Regions from separate parts of the Mus musculus genome. Here all the other regions are linked to region 3. The links are chromatin loops, found by intact Hi-C in ENCODE. Cell type or tissue: gastrocnemius. All regions are shown on one strand. Links, peaks and the distances in the headings refer to the core of each region. The heading gives the core; the rest is flanking DNA.

The links. Peaks named below come from ENCODE experiments on the same cell type or tissue, not always from the same donor. Only the 100,000 strongest peaks of a DNase experiment are listed, where the experiment ranks them.
Region 1: a loop joins it to region 3, with 2.3 times the contacts of the local background. A loop is called at or near these places in 9 of 42 quality-filtered maps.
Region 2: a loop joins it to region 3, with 3 times the contacts of the local background. A loop is called at or near these places in 27 of 42 quality-filtered maps.

Annotation. Positions count from the first base shown.
Region 1 is chr5:96,993,147-96,998,746 of GRCm38, reverse strand. Bmp2k (BMP2 inducible kinase) reads right to left here and starts at 1,058. Exons shown (of 16, transcript NM_080708.1): 1 at 651-1,058. The coding sequence starts at 819. In gastrocnemius, for the core only: no CTCF peak of the experiment used is centred there; DNase peaks (open chromatin) are centred at 1,233 and 2,296; H3K4me3 peaks cover 1,629 bases; H3K27ac peaks cover 2,500 bases.
Region 2 is chr5:96,875,347-96,880,946 of GRCm38, reverse strand. It overlaps Gm33100 (predicted gene, 33100), which reads right to left and starts at 1,605. Exons shown (of 4, transcript NR_166594.1): 1 at 1,517-1,605; 2 at 1,186-1,302. In gastrocnemius, for the core only: a CTCF peak has its summit at 2,564 (motif pointing left); a DNase peak (open chromatin) is centred at 2,559.
Region 3 is chr5:97,053,085-97,058,684 of GRCm38, reverse strand. Bmp2k (BMP2 inducible kinase) reads right to left here. Exons shown (of 16, transcript NM_080708.1): 8 at 5,485-5,588; 9 at 3,754-3,833; 10 at 1,659-1,819. Among named protein-coding and RNA genes, the nearest start is that of Paqr3, 56 kb to the left of the region's middle. In gastrocnemius, for the core only: a CTCF peak has its summit at 2,818 (motif pointing right); a DNase peak (open chromatin) is centred at 2,823.

The DNA.
Region 1 (5,600 bases), core at 1,180-3,679, 60 kb after region 3:
AGACAATAAAAGAGCCACCAAAACCTCACATGGAAAAGTTAAACTGTTCCACTTTGCCTGTTAAAGTACTAACAAAATGACACAGAGAGGACAAAAAACGGGACCTTGTGTGAAGATTCTAAACAACGAAGATAAACGTGCTTCAAGTTTACTCCCACACGCCACCCCTAAGCAGCCACTGAACTTGGAAGACCGTGCCAACACACACACACATACACAGAGAGAGAGAGAGAGAGAGACATATTATCTGTATACATATAGCCATATACAGTGGTTTGGGAGTCCTGTTTTGTTTTGGTTTTTAGCAGAAACAAACCCCAGCGGAGTCCACCGCCCTGGAAGTCCGGGAGGCTCGGACCCGAAAGCAACGCAGGACACCGGCCAGACAGTGTCCCAGCACTGCTCCATCTGACCCCCTAATGAGTCACGGGTCCAATCATGACACCACATCACTTACTGGGACGTCTTCTATTTCTTTCCTCGCGCCAGGAAGAACAGAGAAAGATTTCAAACTCCTAAGCAGGCAATCGTGCCCGCACCGGAGCTGCCAGCGGCTTCACACCGGAGCCACTGTCCAGCCGCCGCCGGGCCGGCCCCGCAGCCGCCGCCACACCCCGGCCTCCCTCACCTGCCTCCCGCCGCGCCCGTACCTTCGGCCAGCGACTCCTCCAGGGTGACCTGGTAGCGGCCGACGGCGAACACCCGGACCCCCATGGACGAGCTTGCGAAGCCGCCGCCGAGCCCGCCGCCCGCGGCCCCGCCAGCCGCCGCCCCGCCGCCGCTGCCCTCCGACTTGGGCATCCGAGAGAACTTCTTCATGGTCCCGCCGGCGCGCTGGAGGGCACCAGGAGGGCACTAGGGCGCGCGAGGGCGAGAGCCCAGACCCGCGCGTCGCACAGCGGAGCGCCGGGCGCGGCCGACCGTCTTCGAGGGGTCGCCGCCCTTCGCGCGCGCGAGCGTCGGTGCGCAGCGGCTCGCCGCGCCTCACATTCCGCGCGTCCCGAGCGCGCAGCCCTGGCCGCCCGCTGCAGCTGCCCGGCGCCCGCAGAGCCAGCGGGGAGGGCGGGGCCGGGGCGGGGCCGGGGCGGAGCCTGGCGCGCGGGGCGCGAGCTGCCCGGGAAGAGGGAGGGGCCGGCCGAGGGGGGCGTGGCGCTAGGCCCGGCGGCCTGCGTGCCCTGGAGACCGCAGCTCGGCCCGGCCCGGCTCACACCGATGCCGCCCGCCCCTTGCGGCTGTTGGGGGGCGCGGCGCCGGTGCCAACCGCTTGCAGAGCCGGGCGCCGAGCCCCGCGCGCAAGCGCGCTGTCCCCGCCGCCGGAAGTGACGGTTCCGGCCCGTGTCACGTGGAGGAGGAACGGGCACATCGACGTGGGGGCTGGGGCTAGGGGTGAAGTCCGGGGTCCGGGTTATCAAGGAGGTGGAACCCACGCGGATCGGTGGGGCTACTCGGGTTGGAATTGTGTGTGCCGCTCTGGAGTCCTTAAATGCCGCCAGCAGCGTGACCCACTCTCGGAAGCTGCCGGCTTCGAGTCTCAGCCAGTTTTCCAGACTCTATCCCGAGAGGATCGGTTTTCCAGGGCTCCCCGGAGCGTGGGCGGAGGAGCAGCGCGAAGCTCGCAGGTTCCCACGGGGCGACTTGCGAAGCCCAGGTGTCCTCGCACTGTACCGGATGTTTGCTCTCAGAAGCGTTCTGCGGTTTAAGAATTACTTGGGAGAGCTTTAAAAGCTCTGTGTGTACAATGTCGGAGCCGTGCGATTGTGTTCAGAAAAAGATATTAAGATTTTTAAATATCATTAATCGCCATTGGCTGGAGAAGACGTAACCCTGTCGCCCAAGGTCACACAGCTGGCTTGTGGCCTGGAGCATCAAAAGTCTTAGTTACTCGCTTTCAGCCATTCTGAAAAAGTAGGTTAGGGTCAGATCCTTAGTCCAGGCCGGCAGACTTAGGACTGTTTGGAAACAGAGGCAGCACCAATCTCTGACCCCACCCGAACAAAAGATTCGCCCGTTGGAAAAAGAACTCCCGATTGCCTCACTTTTCATAAACTGCAAGAGTCTCATGCCAGTGGGAAGGGCACAGGAATTCGGGCAGAGGGCATGTGGGAGTGGAAAGGATGGCAAAATGGAGAAAATGTGCAAAGAGAAGGATTTTCGCTCCAGCCCACTTCCTGGACATGGAGTCACATACAGCCTGAGCTGGCCTGGACCTCATTAGCTACCAGAGATAGCCTTAAACTTGTGATCTTCCTGTCTCTGCCATTGTGCCCCCTAGTACTGGGATTATGAGCAAGCCTCGCCATCAGGCCTAGCTTGGCCTCTATAGAAAATAGGTTCGGTAGCCCGAGGCTAATTCTAGCTGAAGCAAGAGAACCACGAATCGGAGGCCAGCCTGGAATGCATGCCAAGATCTTTTAATTTAAAATAATAATAACGGTGCTTGAAGTTCCCAATTTCTTAAGCTAAAAAATGTAAATTTTTCTCTCTACCCATAGTGTAATATTTCTCCAATTTTCTCAAATATCAGCCTAATGATGTTTTCTCCGCCGCTGTTTTCTTTGTCTTTTTAATGAGGTACGGGCAGAGACATTAGGAAATATGCTTATTCAAAAGACAGCTTATAACCCTCTGTTCACTCTTCTCTCTGCTGTTTGAAGAGAAGCTGTTTGTCCGACACACACAGGGCTCCAGATTCAGGCATTTCTGCCACATAACCCACTAAACTGACATTCTTCATCCAAAGGCCTGACATTTAAAGTACATTCCAGCTCAGTGGAAGTCGGATTACATGTCAGATGATTGATGTGTTGTGGCACTTGGGAGTTTCCATTTAGAAATGAGCTGGCCATCTTCCTTACTGTGAGGAGTCTTAGGAGTCGCCTTTCTCCAACAGTTAGTTGTGGTTTTTTTCAAGCAGAATAGTGGAGAAATCTAGTCATTTTGTGCGATTCAAAACTGGATTGGCTTAACAAGCAGTTTGGGCCTCACACAACTTAACCTCATCAGAACACGAGAATAAAAAACCCATAACCATAAGGCCACCATTGCTTTGGTAAAGAAAAGCACTTCCTTGAACCCACAGATCCTGACTGGGGATTTTGAAAGTTAATGTTTAGGACCCTACTGAAAACAAGTCACCACCAAGGCATCCATTGAGTTTCGAGGAAATGTGCATGCAAGCCTGAAAACCCGAGGTCAGTCTCTGGGACACATGGCACAACCTCAGCTCCTGTAAGCTGTCATCTGACTACACACACACACATATATACTCCTAATTCATAACTGTTTGAAACTATTCTTTAATTAAAGGGTGGTGAGGCCCTGGAAATGGCTCAGCAGGTCAAGGCATTTACAGCACAGGCCTGGTGATGTAAAAATTTACATAATACTAAAACATCTGAGAAAAAGGTTTTAAGATACTGAGCTGTTCACAACGGCACATTTAACATGAAACACATTTCTGCAATAGAACTTCAGCTACATCCTGACCTGTTTACCACTCTACTAGGCCGAATGAATATGGAGAACAGGGCCTAAAAATGAGACATGCTAAAGTCTCATGTTAATAGCCAACTTTATTCAGAGCATCAGACAATTTATATCCTGAGGGTTAAGCAGAGTCACATGAGTAATGTGTACAATTACAAACCCAAGCCACACATGGTGAAAACATGTTTTTCCATAGGAGCATGTGAATAGCAACAGTCAAAGTAAACTACCTGCTGCACCTGGAGGGCCACAGAAATACACTCCGAACATTTCTCTGTTTTAAAGAAGAGTCTGTGACTCTTCTCTTCTTGGTGTTTTCTCACACTCAGAATTCTCTCATGACTCTAGTGTCCTGACACTGTTATGTTTTTTTCTGAAGGTTTTTTTAACTATTGCTTTATGTATATAGATATTTTGCCTACATGTATATCTATGTAGTATGTACATGCCTAGTGCCCTCAGAGGCCAAGAGAGGACATTGGACCCTTTTGAGCTGGAATTACACACAGTTGTGAGCAGTCAGGTGTGTACTGAGGACTGAACCCTGTTCCTCTAGAGTACTCTTAAGAAGTGAGCCATCTCTTCTGTCCACTGACCATGCTTTTAAGAGCAATTTTAAGTAGTCAACAACTTTACCATCTGGATGTATTCCTTGGTCTCCACATGCCTGACTGGGAAGGGTTCTGCCACCAAGTATATAGTACCTTTTACTTACTCTGATGGCAGGTATACATACCATCCTTTCTAAGGAGGTAAGTAGAATTTTAACCCCACAACATGGTTGCTCTGGCTGGAATACAGACACAACCTTAGTACACACTTTTAATCCCAAACAATGAAGGTAAACTTAGTTAATAGAAGGAAGCACCATGTTTGATAGTGACATCTACTTGAGTGTCAGAGAAAGTGACAAATTAGAGAAAGATTTGACAGAATAGGATACGCCCAACAAGAAGAGAGAAGAAAAGAAAGCTATGTAAGAGAGCACAGAGAGAGAGAGAGAAACAGGAAAAAGGCAGTTCGACCAGGACAATTGCAGAGAGAGAGAACAAGATAGACACAGGTGAAGGAGCCAAAAAATGAGAAGGAGCAAGATTAGAACATGTCACCAAAGTTAGTATGAAGCTAAGCAGAGCAATTCTGTCAGAGGCCAAGAGAGAAGCCAGTTTGGATGAGTCATCTCGGAAAGCAGTTTGCTCCAGAGCAGCTGAGTTGAACCAGCCAGTCCGAGCTCAGAAAGAACTAGAAAGGATGAGCTTATGCACCGGCAAGTCTCTGAATGAAAACATTCTAGGCATAAATGAGATTGTACAGAGGCTAGAAGCTTCCAGGACCAGACCTAAGTTCGCAGACAGTAAGAGGCATTAAGCCTCTGAGACAACAAATACCACTGGAGAGCAAAAGCTACATTTACAGAGGCATGTGTTCTAGACTGGAATTGCAGCCACATCCTGCCCTTTTCCTAAGAAGTGTAGCTTCCCTCCTGTGGCCGAGGCAGTGCAATGGTCATGTATCATGTATCAGAGCTATTCTAAAGTGAGTTGTGTTCATTAGCCCAGCAAGTCTTCATGACAACCTATTTTACAACCCTTAGTAGGCATGAACCATTTGTTAGGCAATATGCAAACATATACATTGAGAACCCTATTGTATGGCAAGAGTCACAGGCGGCCACAAGTGTATCCTGGTATCTAGAAAGTTGGTATCATATTCAAGACCAGTAGGTTGAATACTCAACACTGATTTACAAAAAAAAATCAAATTAAATAAATAAATAAATAAATGGACCAGGTTTGGGGGAGGGGAGGAAGAAGCCTCAGGCTAGTACTTGTCTGCATATGTTACTTCCTTGTCCTGAAAGAGAGTATCACTTATCGACCCTAATTTTCAGCAATTTCACTCCAGCGACCCCTGAATCACTTTCACTTCTCATGAAGCTGTTTCAGGGCCCAGTGTTCAGTCAGGCTTAACGTTTTTTTTTTGTTTTGTTTTCGGTCATCTGAGTAGGTTGCAGCCTAGAACTGCAAGGCCGCCTCCGCCGTGGGCACTTTCCTGAGCTCTGTCATTTTCCAGTCGCAGGTTTGAATGCACTGAGCCCTCACTGGTACTTCACA
Region 2 (5,600 bases), core at 1,408-3,907, 180 kb after region 3:
CATGCCTCATGCCTGCAAAGACCAGAAGAGGGCATTAGATTCTCTAGAAGTGGTATAGATAGTTCTGAGCCACTGTGTGCGTTTAGGCAACCCAACTCAAGTCCTCTGGAAGATCAACTAAGTGTTAACTACTGAACCATCTCTCTCTAGAGTCTGCCATATTTTAAAATTGATGACAGCAACTATATCATATAATTTATGTATCCATTTAATTCCTTGACACTTTCATACATACATACATACATACATACATACATACATACATACATACACACACACAGCAAATCTTAATCTTTTTCACCTCCAGGTCCCTCTCTCATCCCCTTTCCATCTCCTGATGAATCTCTTCTTCCTCTCTATTTCCATGGCTGTGAAATACTTTCTCTTTTCTGGTCAACGCAGCACTACAGGGCAATGCCAAGGTCTTTCATTGGCTCCAACAGTAGCCAGGTCTCTAGGACCGAGTCTGCAGTGGCCTTGGCATCTGGATTGCTAATCATGATGAGAAAATCCCGGGGAAATAACTTCCTTGGCAGCCCTCTGTGAGCAGTGAGCCTCTGCAGCATTTCCCCTCAACAGTCTCTCAAATGAAATTAGTTTTCTATCCTTAGCCTCACAATCGATGCCATCTGTCCAATGTGTGAGCTGCCCTCAAGGCATCTGGCTGTCCAGGTACACAATGTTTGGCTTTATTTTTGTCGTACTTATCTCTACATCAGCCATACTTACTTCCTTAGAACTAGCTTTCCAAAGGCCTTTCAGTTTTTCTAAGCCAAATCTCTCCATGTTGCCTTTTTATTCTCAGCAATTACTATAAACCCTGCTTTAAAAGCACATAGCAATTTGCCTGCTACAAAACAAACAGAATGCCTTGAAGTTTCCTTTGCCAGATGAGTTAACAGCACTGGCTTGTGTGCCTTCACTTCTACAATGGCCATCTTCGTGGGCTACAGTAGTCACAAGATCTCGGATTCGGGGCTAAAGACTGGTTTTGATCGCCCTTAGCCAGGCAGGGTGTGTCACTCAGGCTTGTGTTAGATGCTGAGATTTATTAGCTCAATGGTAGCCATGGCCAGTCATTTCCGTGAGACCACCAAACAAGTCCAGGTCTACCTTTCTTGTCCTCTCTCTGGCAGCCATTAAACAGAGAAGAAACACAACAGGTGCCAGTTCACAACAGCCTACCTTCCAGCCTCTCCTTCCTCAGTCCTTCCACCTTCCAGTAGGCTTTTCCAACTTTGAAGACATCGGGGAAGAGCCTCAGCATCCAGTCAGTCGCTTCCGAAGAGCACTGGATCGGAACTAGAAACCAAACCCTCAGCTCACACATGGAGAAGACTCTGATCCCAACCACAGTACCGCTCAACTCAACGCTCCACAAGCTGACTATTCTTGATACAAATGCTTGACAGTGCTGCAGACTATCTAGCTAAGAAATCTGTGTTGCTCTCAATGTCCCCCCACCCCCCGGCCAGGGTAGACCAGAAATGCCAGGAAGTAGTGGTCTAGAGGCAACCTTCAACCAATCGGAGCAAGGCAGGAGAAGGCTGTGGACAATGCTGATACTGTCTCCTGACTTCCAAAGCCGTCCAGGGAGAGTGAGCCCCGGTCTCACGGTGGAAACCTTCTCATACCGTACCCCATGTCCTTCTCTTTTTCATTTCCTCTTGCACTTGGCCAATGTTTCCTGGAATCCTTACCCATCCTAAAACAGATTATCTCGGCAATCATCATAACTTAGGAAGTGTAACCTTCTAAGGTCACTAGGCAAGGAGTTGAATGAAGAGAATGAGGCTTCTGAGGAAAGACGTTCTTTAGAAGGGTAAGTTCTCTGTGCCGATTCTCTGTGCTAACTCACCACTTGTCCGGAAACCACCAGCCCACCAGCATGACAGAATACTCTGAAGCTGAATGAAAATAGCTCTTTTTTATGTGGCTTATGCTAGGTATCATGCATGTGTCACAGTTGTGAGTCTGACTAAGACAAATGTCAGGGGGCCCTGGGTGGGGTGCCTGTAACGTGGGGCACTTCTCCACACACCTAGCTTTGCTGTAACACATAGCAATCTCTGTTTTAGCTTGCTTTCTGTATCTGCAGGGATGTTTTTCATTTTATTTTCTTTGTAAGTAGAACTGAGAAATTAAGACTATGTGGCTTCACAAAAATTAGCCTGCATGCAATGTCTATGACTGTGACTTTAGGACTCAAAAATCAGTGTAGTGTAGCACAAGTCCAAGGGCAGGATATTGGAAAGCAGGTAATATTAGCAATGTCTTGGGTAAAAAAAGAGATGGCTTCAGAGTAAAAGGTAGTTATTTTGAAGCCTGAGAGAAATTTCTCATCTCAGAAGAATTTCTACAACTCTTGTCTAACTCTTTCTAGAAACCCCACATTTTTTCCTTTATAAGCATTTTATTTCATTAAATATTATTTATTTATTTATTTATTTATTTATTTGCACTGGAGAGATGGTTCCATGGTTAAGAGCATTTGCTGGTCTATAACATCCACCTGGCCTCTCACAAGAGCCTGTAACTCTAGTTCAGGGTTCTGATGACCTCTTCTGGCCTCTACTGGTACTGCACACATATGTGTATATAAACACAGGCAGGCAGAACACTCATACATATCAATAAAAACACATCTTTAAGTAGATTTTGATTCACTATTGCTCTGTGACTGTGTGTCTTTATGTGTGTGTAAGTAAGGAGGGTGTGCTACGGCATGCATGGATGTGCAAGTCAAAGGACTTCTTTCAGGAGTCAGTTCTCCCTCTTAACCTTGTTAAGAGTGGGTCTCTTGTTCCCATATTCCGTGTATTCCAGGCTAGCTTGCCCATAAAATTCCAGAAGAGTTTCCTGTTTCCTCCTCCCACCCCAGTGTAGGGATTTGGGGAGTACAGAGGTGTACCACCATGTCTAGTTTTTAATGTGGGTTCTAGGAACTGAACCCAGGTTGTTAAGCTTGGTGACAAGAGTTTTTGCTGCTGATTCCTTTTGTCATTCTTGGTTTACAAACTTAAGATTTTTTTTCCCCACTGTGCACATTTATTGTAGGTGGTACTGTATGACAAGAGGACATTGCCCTTTTGTTCTTCCAAGTTTTGTTTCTCCCGTCAAATACAATATGTTATAAACAATTTCATTTCTTCCTCGGTGTCTTCAGTTTTACTCGTAGAGGAACTTCATTGTTTTAATAGGCTTATTCCAAATACACTTTTTGAGGCAACTGTGAATGAGACCCCTAGCCCCCATTTCTCTCTCAACATCTTTGTTACTGGTCTATAGGAAAGCTACTGGTTTTGTGTGTTAGTTCTGTTTACTGCATGCACATCTACTCTCCGAGTTTTCTGCTGCTTTTCTTAGGGTCTCTTAGTGTCTAGAATCACATCATTTACAAACGAGGGCAATCTTTCCTATTTGTGTCCACTGCATCCCCTTCTCTGGCCTTCTCTTCAAGATTCTAAGCCTTGCCTGAGTAAGAGGGGGAAATGGATACTTTTGGCTTGCTCTGGGTTTTAGTGAAAGTGGCCTCAGCTCCTCTCCATTTAAAACAGGACTGGCTACAGGTTTACCAGATGTAGTCTTTATTTTGCTACAATATATTCCTTCTGCTCCAAGTCTCCTCTTTTGGCTCCTATCACAAAAGGATGCTGGAATTTGTCAAAATTGTTTGCTGCATCTGATGGCCTAACTGGAAGATATCTTCCCACTGGTCCACTTATGAAATGTAGTGCATGTATTCTTTGCATAGGTTGATCCATCCCTGCATCCTTGGAAGGACATCAACTTGATTACATAAACAATCCGTTTGATATGTTAGTAAGTTCCGTTTGTAAGCATTTTATTGGAAATTTTTGCGATCTGTGTCAATCAGTTTGCTAGGTCAGAGTGTTGTAATCCTCACACAGAGATCCTTGTAAAATCTCTAAGAATGAAGATCAGGTGAAATATATTTTCCAAGTAAACACTATCTGGTATGTACAGTAATAAGTACTTAGTTTTATTCATCAGTTATACATTAGTTACCCTACTTCGAACTAGACACCGACCTAGATGTTGAGACAACAATAATGGACCACAAGTATTCGCTGACACAGCTTTGAGTCAGCTTGGGAGCACGACATATGTGCCATATCCTCAGACTAGCTTTAATTATATGGAGCCACCGAGTAATTATGGCCTTCTGACTTTGCAAATCAAAATGAACTTGATGCTCAGCAGATAACATTGACATGAAATGAACACTCTCAGTACAGGACAGCTGTGAGGGTTTAGTAAACCAACAACTGCCAAATGTTGGTAGTCATGTAACTGTTTACCAGTGTCTGAGTCTGGGTCTCTGCATTCCAGGAAAAGAGAACTGAATTTGTACTTAGGTACATGCAGAACGTAAAGCAATGTGTGGCTCCCTGTTGAATTAACATTTGGCATGCAATATTTTGGTCCTAGTCGTCACCTTTCCAAATCTTTCCACATCTTACCCCTTCCCCATGCACCCAACTTCTTGTCACTTCTCCCCAGAAAACCAAATAAGAATCAAAACAACAACAACAAACATCCTGACTTTAAAAAGGAAAGCCAGTAAGACAAAAAATCCATAACAAGAAGAACATGGAGTCCATTTTGTACTGCCCAACCACTCATGGGCATGCGGCCTGACTTGGAGTGTGGTCAATATACCGACTGACACTCTATTGGAAAAAAACTGATTTTTTTTTTCCTTTCCCAATAGGTATCAATTGCATTGCTTCTTGGCTAGGAGTGGACTTAGTGTCCAATTCCTCCTCTCAGCGTTGGGATTTTCTGGCTTGAACCTGTGAATGTTGTGTCATAGTCTTGTATGGGTTCTGGTATCACATTCTCTGTGAGTTCACATGCATATCAGTCCTGTTATATTTGGAAGATGCTTATTTTTTTGTGGTGCCATCTGTTACCTGTGGCTCTTAAGATCTTTCTCTCTCCTCTTCTGCATAGATCCCTAAGCCTTAAGGGGAGGATGTTGTTGATAAAGATGTCCTATTTAGGGTCAAGTGTTTCAAAGTCTCTTATTCTCTGGACATTCATCAGTTGTGTATTTCTTTGCTAATTATCATATAGTGCAAGCAGAAGAAGAGTCTCTGATGAAGGGGGAAGAGGAGAAGGAGGAAGACATAGTAGTAGTAGTAGTAGTAGTAGTAGTAGTAGTAGTAGTAGTAGTAGTATGGAGGAAGAGGCAGAGAGGGAGGAAGAGGGGGGAAGGGAGGGGGAAAGAGAGGGAAGAAAGGGGAGGAGAAGGAGGAGAAGAAAGAGGAAAGGGAGAGGGTAAAGGAGAGGGGAAGAGAAGGGAAGGGGGAGGAAGGAAAAGAGAAGGAAAAGAATGAGGAAGAGGGGGAGAGAGGAAAGGTGAGGAGGAAGGGAGAGGGAGAAGGGGAAAGGAGGGGGAGGAAATCCAATAAATACCAGTGAGGATGTGAAGGTCGGAAGAAAGGAAACCTTACACACAGATGTTGAGATACAAGTGTACAAGTGAGTACAGCTTCTGAGGACGTATGCATGGGGGTTGCTCAGAAATTAAACTAGGATTACTGTAAGATCTAAGCGTACCATTAATGGCACTT
Region 3 (5,600 bases), core at 1,272-3,771:
ACCAAGTATATACATGGTATACATATATACAGCCAAAACATCTACACACAGAAAATGATTTTTAAGTGAAATGGGAATGATATACAAATGAGTTCAAAATGTCATCTCTCCTATCCATGGATTTAATATTCCAATTGATGCATTTCAATACCACAAACTCATTGCCACAATGTGCGAGGTAATGAATGCAAAGAGAAGCATCGCCTGCTGTCCCTGAGCCTAGACTTACGTAGTAATAAGTGACAGCTACCATCTCATAACACTTCTGGATCAGGCTTTATGTTACGCAGACAGGTAAAGGTCTCAGGAATCCGAGTAGACAGCTACACATGCTTTTATTATGTATGTTAGTTTAAAGAAAATGGGAGAAATGAAACTCAAATCGGATTCATGACTCAAATATGTATTCTTAACCACTACAGTATCTGTAATAAAAACTTAAAACAGGACAGATTTGTCAGGAAATATTATGTAAATAAGGGTCTTCTGGAGGTGACTCTTCAGACTACATCTTTGACACCTTAAAAATTTAAATTTACTCTATTGGAGATATTCTACAGGAATATCTATTTTAGGCATTACACAATCATAATGCATTTTAAGACTATAAAAACAGGCCAGATGGTGGTGACATATCCCTTTAATCCCAGCACTACAGAGGCAGAGGCAGGCAGATCTCTGTGAGTGTGAGGTCATCCTGGTCTACAGAACAAGTTCCAGGATAACCAGGGCTACACAGAGAAACCCTGACTCAAACAAAAAAGCATTATAAAAACGATTTCTCACAATCAAATGAGACAGTGCTTATGCTGTCATCTCCACATGGCTCCTTCCCCAAGGCTCGAGAGACCTGTAACACTACGAGATGAACTTGAAATCCCTTCCTGTCCAATCTAAGTCTCCTGCGCTTGTACAGCCAGCCTCAAAGCTCTCGGCTGATGACCCAAGAGATGAGCTTGGGTCCATATATCAAAGAGATGACCATATATCAAAGCAAACCGAGACTTCTATAAACATTTATATCACTAATAACTCTGCTTTGCCTTTAGAAAAAAATAGTTCAGATTCAGTGTATCTGGTTTTATGTTGAGGTCCTTAATTTAAATAAAAAAGGTTTGGTTTACGGGACATCAGTAGACAGTTTCTTGTGGTGCGTGTGTGCGTGTGTGCGTGCGTGCGTGCGTGCGTGCGTGCGTGTGTGTGTGTGCGTGTGTGTACATGAGAGGGCTCATCCACATGCAGAGGACAAAGGTTGGGGTCTGGATGTCCTCAGTCACTGTCCCACGTTTTTCTGTTAAAGACAAGTCTCTCACTAAGCTGTCATTGCAGTTGGACTGGCTGGCCCTCAAACCGGAAACAGGCCTGTCTCTACCCCTAGCCCATCCCCCGCAGCGGCCCACTCCCACCACACCGTGCACCACCTCACACCCAGGCTGGGTTGCGGAAGCACACTGCCATGCCCATCTGTCTTTACTGAGGGGGCAGGGATCTCCACCTGGGTGCTCATGCCTGCACAGCGAGCACGTTACTGACCGAGCCATGTAGCCAGGCTTTCCTTAAAGCACTGGGCTCTGTGCTTTACGATGGTCAATTAAATTTATTTATACTCCAAGGCAAACAAACCTTATCGAAAGGTCAGAATTGCAAAGGCTAATTACCTTTGGGTTTGTGGTTGCTGAACTCCCCAGGAGCAGGGACTTTGACAGGCGTTGCTGAACTCTGAATGGTCAGCACACTGGAAGTGGCAGCAGTGGAATTGGCCTTTGGTCTTTGTCTTGGTGCAATTGAGGTTTCTGTTGGTCCAATGGTATCTGTTATTCTATAATAGAAAAATATAATTCATTCCAAATAATGAAATTATCTCTAAATTACTATTCATTCTACAAAATACAGACACAGTTGATTATTACAGATGACCACATCAGTCATCTGGTTTCCTTCTAAGTATCCACCTCAGAATATCAGCTCAATAAAGCTAATAAAGAAAACAATACAGGCAGCCATAGCTGTTGAAACGTCAGCCTGCCAAGCTGGAAGTACAGGAGACTTAAGGGACAGCATTACGACTGAGAGTGCACAGAGAGCAATGTTCTCACAGGGTTTTGTACAAAACCCAGATCCAGTTCTTTAAAAAGACACAAGAAATAATCCCCCTCACTTGGACTCAAGAGAAAGAAAATGCTGTCTGTCTCCTAGAGCAGGTAAAACCAGAGAAGCCAGTGCTTGCCAAGTCAGGCTGCCTGCTCACCCAACCTTTGTTGTCCTAGAACACTGAATGGCAATCAGGAGAAATGTCTGACTGGGACTCCGCATAAGCCCCAAATGCACACAGCAGAACAGCAAGCACAATTTTGAAAACAAGGATTAGCAGACATAAGTGACATTTCAAAACAACAATAAAAATAGGTAAATTTATTTTTAGCATTCATACATGCACACAATGTATCTGAAACAAATCCAATCCCCAAATCTCTCCCCTCCAACTTCCTCCTTATTTCCCTCAAAACTTGCCCCTCACAACTTCATGAGATCTTTTGTTTGTTTGTTTGTTTTTGATACCCACTCAGTCCATTTAGTACTGCCAGTATGTGCATGAGTGTGGGACCAATATAATCTGAAAATTACATATTTTTTCAACTTTGCTTTCTATACTTATAAACTCTATAAAACATTAATAAATCTCTCCTATATTTTTAGTGACTTCACTTAATATGATTTCAAATGATTTAACAACTAACACTGTATATGCCTGATTTATCATGCCCACAGTTCCTGCAGCACACACTACCCCTCTTTCATAATACCTCTATGTACCACTAGAGGGAGCCCCCCAACACTTATCTTTCTAAAAGGAAAGTAACAAAAAACTGCATGACAACATTTCAGAAAATTCCGGTTGGTACCTTAAAGGAATTCAGTAGGTGATAAAAAGAAAGACAGGAAGTAATATAGAAGGGGGTTGTTTGGGAAGAGGAAGTGAAGGGGGGCAGTGGGAGGAGACAAGAATGGTAAGGGAAGCACACATGATCAAAAGCTATTATGGTGCATGAAGTTATTAAAAAAAAAAACTTTGGAAGGCAATTTTTTTTCCAGAAAATTGTATAAGCATATTGTAGGTATGAGGTCTCCTAATAATAACAGGGGAGATGACCAGATGACCAGAGTGGTATGGTACAAGCTGTCTAAAAATGTAATGAAGTCGGCAAGATCATTTACATAATAGCCAATCATAGTTCATTTTAATAATCAAGTTGCCTGCAAAAGCTTACTAATGGAGTAAATTACTGAAAAATAAGATTTCAAACTTGATTCTTTACCAAGCACACATACACACATAAATTCTACAAACTACATACACTAATGGCCTGTGACAATTATTTTTTCCTTCCTTAAATAGAAGTAATAGGCTTAATAGCTATTAACTCGCCTCTGCAGTTCCCTGAATTCAGACTAGCCAGAGTCAAAAATGACGACAGCCACATGTCCACAGAGACGGCCCCCTGCAACATCAACAGTCCTACAGTCCGGGTCGGTCCTCAGGCCCTCCCTGGTGAGCGGGCGCTCACAGGAGCCTGCTGTCAGGCCCTCTAGTGTACCTTTGAGCTTTTGTTTTTCCTCACCTACCATCTAAGCTCTAGCACCACAGACTGAACAACTCGGCATACTGGGTAAGTGGAGACAGTGTTTATGGAATGGAAACTACAGCCTTTCCTCTGACAAGATGCCCATCGGCCACAGCGCATCCCTGCCTACCTGGCTTTCATCTGGCTTTTCCTAGCAGCAGCTTCAGTAGCAGTCATCGGCTCGGGAAGAGTTGATGGAAGAAAAGAATTCTTGGAAGAAGAAAAAAAAAAGAACATGTTATGATCTTATGCTATAGATAGACTATTAAACTTTTAAAGCACTGCGTGAAATACTAGTATTCAGACATATTCCTCAGATTTACTCTGTAAATATCCCTTTACAGACATGTCATCTTCATATTGATGCCCACAGAAATCATTAGAAGATGATCACAGAATCACTGTATACACTATTCTTTTGGGTAAACCTTGAATTAAAAAAAATGATAACACATTTATAAATCAATGATATTTTGTACTTCAGAAACTAAGAAAACAACCAGGACAACAATCATGTTTCTAAGTACTACTCATAACTGTCATGAGGCTGTAAAGCCTGGAGGACAGTTCATCTTAAAGCCGTGTCTGTGTCAGTCTGGGTCACCATAAGCAGGAGCTGAACTGAAAGCTGAAGGCAGGTACACCTCAGGCAAAGGGACTCTCCCCACTGAGAGGTCAGAGCATCACACAGTCTAAGTAGGAGAGTGAGGTTACACCTGAAGGAACCAGGGCAAGTCAGACCAGAATGTCTACGGAATCAATGATAAGCTAGAAACCTTCGTTAACAGTAGCAGAAACGTGGCATGAGTAGTTCACGGCACTGTGCAGGAAGTGACTGCAAGTCAGAGCCTTACAGTCTGTGACTTTAAGGCCAGCCTAGTCTACAGAGTGAGTTCCAGGACAGCCAAGGCTATGGAGAGAGACTCTGTCTCAAAAAAACAAAAACAAAACAAACAAACAAACAAAAAACAACAAAACCCCCCCTAAATTTAAAAAATAGGAGGGGGAGAAGAAAGCAGGCAGGCAGGCAAGGAAGGAAGGAAGCATGCAAAAAGAGAGAGAAAAATCAAAATCTTTGAGTAAAATCAGTCATCCCCAAATGAGTGTCTTACTTGGCCTAGCCTCGGCTACTGGACTACACATTAATCATTATAATTGCTACCATAATTTTACAGCAGGAGAACAAGAGGCCACCATAAAGATATAAACTCAGCTACTGATAAGTGTAACTGAAGTCAGGTCTCTCCCTTTACAATGCCTCTGCTATTTACACTTCAAAGCCCCCCCTTTTTTTTAATTTAACACTGGACTTAGTATCTGCATACTATTTGACCACACCTTTTGTTTTTTTGGTTTTGTTTTTTGTTTTTTTTTAAGATTTATTTATTTATTATATGTAAGTACACTGTAGCCGTCCTCAGACACTCCAGAAGAGGGCATCAGATTTTGTTACGGAAGGTTGTGAGCCACCGCGTGGTTGCTGGGATTTGAACTCGGAACCTTCGGAAGAGCAATTGGTGCTCTTAACCACTGAGCCATCTCGCCAGCCCTGACCACACCTTTTGGTTAAAAAACAAAACCAAAACACTTAAAACCCTTCTATCAAATACGTTAATAACAGCTTATGCTCTGTGACTGACACGTGCCATGTTGTGCTTCTCTGCACAGTGCAAAATGGATATCCTGCTGACGTTCTCCATAATACCTGAGCAAAGTCTAAGAAATGAGGCTTCATACAAAAACAGCATGACACCATCAGGACCACTTGTCAAGAAACAGGTAGCTCTCAGAGCATGCATGCCTGCTTACACACACAATTAAAATGGATTTTAAAGTCTTACCTATTTGAAAAACTACTTACATTGATGTTGGAGACCGGACAATCCTTTTTGGCGAATTTAAACGCAAAGTAGGATACTTGAAATATGTCAGGTCTGCACTCGGGGTCTGGTTCAAGCATGAACCCTGTAATAGAAG